Regions from separate parts of the Mus musculus genome. Here region 2 is linked to region 1. Evidence: chromatin loops called from intact Hi-C (ENCODE). Cell type or tissue: left cerebral cortex. All regions are shown on one strand.

Region 1 (2,500 bases):
TGAAGCTGAAAGCAGGATGTGTGAGCAATGACATTTTTATGATGTTCCAGGAAATCCTCGTCTTGGCTTTGAGTCTTGCTCGTGGATGCTCAGGATGGGCCACAATGCTTTGGCTTGACTGTCCCTGCTATAAAGTCTGTTGACGCAATCCCCAGCGTGAGATCAGAAGATGTGGGATCTTTAAAAGAGATCTGCCCTTGTGAGTGGATTCATTCATTTATGGACTAATAGATTAAGGAGTAATGGGTTTTCTTGGGAGTGGGTGCGTTATAAAAAAATTTGACTCCTTTATCCTTGAATGTCCTGATTTGTGTCCCCTAATGTGCTGACTTAGGATGTTGCAAAGTCCTCACCAGCAAGGAGACCCTAGATGTGCCCCCTTTTTACCCTGGATATCCCAGACTCTGGAGGGATGGGCTGGGTTTATGCCTTTATTCTTTGGCCACATGTGTCATGTGGTCATGTTTGTGTGTGCAGATGCATGTGCACGTGGAACACATATAATTGTGTGTGCACATGCCTGTGGAGGCCAAGGACAATCGTGGGTGTCACTCCTCGTGTGTCATCTAACTTTTTCCTTTTTTTTTTCTGAGTCAGCATCTCTCACTGAGCTGAAACCCCCTAGGCTGGCTGGCCCGCAGGTCCCAGGAGCCTGCCTGCTTCTGCTTCTCCAGCACTTGGATTATAAGCCTATACTGTCTCATCTGGATTTCCTAACATGGGCTCTGGAGATCAAACTCAGATCCTTAGGTTTGCCCTTTCCCAGCTGAGCTATCTCCCCATCCCTGTTCTTTATACATTGTACAGTAAACAGAAGCAGACCCACATCCCAGCTTGGCAGTCATAGTGTGGCATGGTAACCAGTGGGACATTGAAACCTTTGGGATTTTGTAAACTCTCCTTTCTCTAGATTGCCAGAAGCTAGTTGCCTCCTACACACCCCACACAACACTAGCCATATGGAGTTCCCCCACACAACCCTGATCCTGTGGACAAGATGCCAGAATTTCAACTCCAGTAGGTTTTGTTCTGGTTCAACTGAAAGGATCATGAAGCATCAAAGTCAGTGTGTTAGCATGCCTCCTAACTATGTTAGCATTTGTTAGCATGCCTCCTAACTGTGGCATGTGCCGACACTTTCAATTATGTAAGTCTAGTTCTCTTCTTCTTTGCCTCCTCCTCTTCTTCCCCCTTCTCCTTTTCCTTTTCCTTCTCCTCTTTCTCTTTTTTTTTCTCCTCCAAGAGTTTAAAATCAACTCTTCAACACAATAATACACAACAACACAAAACAAGAAACCTTACCTGTGGAACATCAAGTCCAGGGTTATTGACAGGGCCGGCATAGTATATCTGTTCTGAAAAATATATAGATCACAGATAATGTTATTCATTCATTTAAAACAACCCTCCAAATAAGGTTATCATATCATCTGTGGCCGTAGAGACGTAGATCAAGTCTGGATAATAAAATAAGAGTAGCCATTGATATAAAAGCTTTAATTTCCTGACTTCAAATGGATCTCAGGTGTTGATGAACAATAGTCTCTGCCCATGTACATGTTTCTTGCTTCCCAGTGATGAGGCTGACGGTACAGAAACTTCTGGATGGAGCACTGTCCAGATAGTGAGAAGTGTGGGAAGGAAGCAAGCAGGTCGTGGAAAGACCCTGGCTGACTGAGAGGTCAAGAGTCTAGACTGGTGCTGGAAATACAGGGTGAAATGTTTTGAGATCTGTGGCCAGAAACTCAAAGACACTGCAATAGTTCCAGGAGAAACACCCAATACTTGTGATACAGGTAAGGGCTGGGTTGTAGTCACTTTTGGTTTTGTTTTGTTCTCTTCTCTAAATACAGTGTCTGTTACTACTTATTGCTGAAGGAGCCACATGGCATCATTTTCACTATGTCCGGACACACCGAAGACAGTGGATTATCAGCTGTCCTCTTTTCAAGAAAAGAAAAGCAAAGGATTCAGGTTCCTAGCATAATGGTGGTTGTCTTCCTGGTCATCATACTTGGTGGTGGTTTGAATAAGCTTGGCCCAGGGAGTGGCACTATGGAGGTGTGGCCTTGGAGTAGGTGCGGCTTTGTTGGAGGAAGTGTGTCACTGTGGGCATGGGCTTTAAGACCCTCATCTTAGTTGCCTGGAAGCCAGTCTCCTCCTTTCTACCTTTGGATCAAGATGCAGAACTCTCAACTCTGCTTGCAACATGCTTGCCTGGATGCTGCCATGCTCCCACCTTGATGATAATAGACTGAACCACTGAACCTGTAAGCCAGCCCCAATCAAATGTTGTCCTTTATAAGAGTTGCCTTGGTCATGGTGTCTCTTCTTTTCTTCTTAGGAAACCCTACCTAAGACATACTCCATCACTATTTTTTTTTTTTTTTCGAGACAGGGTTTTTCTGTGTAGCTCTGGCTGTCCTGGAACTCATTCTGTAGACCAGACTTGCCTCAAATTCAGAAATCCGCCTGTCTCTGCCTCCCAAGTGCTGGGATT
Region 2 (2,500 bases), 61 kb after region 1:
ACATAAGCCTCCAAGCATAGGATAATGGCAGGGTGTGAATTTGCAAAACAGTGACCCAGCAGACCTCAGTGTACTTTTAAAGGAGAAAATGGCAGAGCGGAAAGAGGTTTGTGGGAAGAAGAGTCTTCAGAGGTCTTTAAGTTGTGGCAGGAAGCATTATGCCAAGAGAACTTAAGCCGATGACTGGCAACTGGGTCCGGAGTCGACTGGCTGGTAAGTCCAAAAAAACCATGTTTTCATTGAGCTTGAACATGCTAGATATACCAAGAAATAGCCCAATACATACCCCAACAGCTGCAAGAAAGCATAAGTCTTATAGATAAGAGTGATCGTGCCATGGTCTATACCCACAATACCAGGTCTATACCCACAATACCAGGTCTATACCCACAATACCAGGTCTATACCCACAATACCAGTTACTCGGGAAGCTGAGGCCAGAGGATTGAGAGATTGAGGCAGCATCGGTGATAGGTCAATCAAATTTTAAAAAGAAAAGGAAGAGGAGAATATGAGTGTCGATACAAAGATGAAAAATGTTAGGCCCATGAAGCCAATGTTCAGAAACAACTTTGAGAAACATCATAGTGAAATTATTTTGTGATGGTCACTACACACTTCCTCTGCTATTCAGTGTTTTAAAGTCATCAGGAAAAGTCTGTTGTGGTCTACCAAACATTTAAGGAAATTCCATTGATAAATTTGTGGCTAATGTGCACGTCTCTGCAAAAGTGTGTTAAATGAACAACACATTGGGATGTCAGTTGTGTGAGTAGGGCTCACGTCTTTAAAGGGACACTTCAAAGCACAGTACTAGAGGAACTAAATCATCACCAATGCACAAGGAAGCCTCTTAGATAAGAAAGGTCTCAGCTACTGGGAAAGGGGGCAGCATTCATGGCCACCGTACAGAGATTGTTCTTGCACTCTGTTCTCATGGTTAAGAGCCAAAGGGACTCCTGCGACACCCTAATCTGCACATTGTCTTCTGTGCATTGCTCAGCCATCAGCCTAACAGAAGCGTGTGGGCACCTGCTTCCTGCTTGACTGCTATATACGTCCAGCATCTGCTTGCTAGTTCCAGTTCTCTAGCACAAAGCTACTGGATCAGAGATCTAGAGTCTGACCTTAGAAGGAATCTAGGAAAGGCAGAACACAAGCCTAGAGTGTATGAATTTACTGAGAAAGCCACCTTCCTCTTCCCATCTAGACCCCTGTCCTGCTGCTTGGGTCTTGAAAGGGCCACCTGTCGCTCTGTGTCTTGGAGACGCTGCTATCAAAGTCCTGACACTCCCTGACAGTTGCATGTCCCTTGGCCACTGTCCAGACGGAACTCACAGTGGGATTTTCATTGAAGGCCACTTTCTCAGACTCTGGTGTCCCATGCCCTGCACAAATCCCTCCATCCACGCCTGATGGAGGCCATGCTCAGGACTCCATGCTGCCTGTGGTGTTTAGGATGTGCTGACTGAAAACCAGCTGGAGGACAGCCTTCCCTATCTCACCCTTTCCCAAGATTCTCCTCTCAAAACACAAACGGAGCCAGGAGCCCAGGGAGCTTTTCTTTGGCTGGAAAGGGCAGTGCATAGCCTTTTAGAACACACCCATTTCCTGCCTATTAAGGAGGTCCCTGTAGAACCGCAGCCAGCCAGAGCATACTTCCCTCTGTTCACCAGGTTACTGAGTCTCTTCTTTTTAATGTGCTCAGGAGGATTCGCACTGCTCTGCAGGGTTGGCTTCTAAGTGGTTTCCATTAAATGCAACCACTAGAAGGTCCCTATGGTGTCTTCTCAGGAACCTATCTATAGGGACTGCTTCCTTTCCAGTGTGTGTTCTTACAAGATTACAAACAAACAAACAAACACTTGCATCTCTTGTATTTTCTACATCAATTTCCTGTTTTAAAATTTGACCCAAAAGCCAGTCCTGCTCCAGGTAAATCTGCTGTTCAGTGTGCATCTTGAATGTCTAAACTTGGCACCTGGAATCCATGTTCTCTGCCTCTGCCCCACCTTCTCCACTTCTCAATATTTTCCTTAATTGTACAACAGCATGGGCTAGGAGAGATTACTTTCTCTGCAGGATTAGAAATCATGGCTAAATGACTCTAAGGTCTGCGATTCTTTTTGATTTTATTATGTCATTTCTTTGGTATTGGTTTTATGCTCCATTTACTTCAGAATTGTCAGGTTCTGGAGAAAGAAGTGTCCCTTTCCTCGGTCCTCACCTCCCAGGGCACCTTAAAACTTTTTGATGAACAGTTTATCTGTATGTCTTGTTACATTGAGCTATGGGGTAAGTCATTCGTAGTTTGCCCTCTATTCTGTGGGAGATTTTGCCAGCATTGCTTTGCATTCTTAAAGCCTGATTAATTGTCCTGTTTGACTACCTTGATGGATTATGCAGGTACCTGTGCGTGACCAGATTTAGAATTTCATAATTAAGGGACATTTTGGAGGTCAGTTAAATTGCCCAACCTGAAGCAAATGTCAACAACTTA

The links. Peaks named below come from ENCODE experiments on the same cell type or tissue, not always from the same donor. Only the 100,000 strongest peaks of a DNase experiment are listed, where the experiment ranks them.
Region 2: a loop joins it to region 1, with 2.6 times the contacts of the local background. A loop is called at or near these places in 3 of 42 quality-filtered maps.

What each region holds. Positions count from the first base shown.
Region 1 is chr13:37,414,352-37,416,851 of GRCm38, reverse strand. Ly86 (lymphocyte antigen 86) reads right to left here. Exons shown (of 5, transcript NM_010745.2): 4 at 1,303-1,355. Among named protein-coding and RNA genes, the nearest start is that of Gm4035, 20 kb to the left of the region's middle. In left cerebral cortex, no CTCF peak of the experiment used is centred here; a DNase peak (open chromatin) is centred at 955; H3K27ac peaks cover 1,260 bases.
Region 2 is chr13:37,353,152-37,355,651 of GRCm38, reverse strand. All of the region lies in intron 1 of Ly86 (lymphocyte antigen 86), which reads right to left. Among named protein-coding and RNA genes, the nearest start is that of Ly86, 9.1 kb to the right of the region's middle. In left cerebral cortex, no CTCF peak of the experiment used is centred here; a DNase peak (open chromatin) is centred at 1,022; H3K27ac peaks cover 1,515 bases.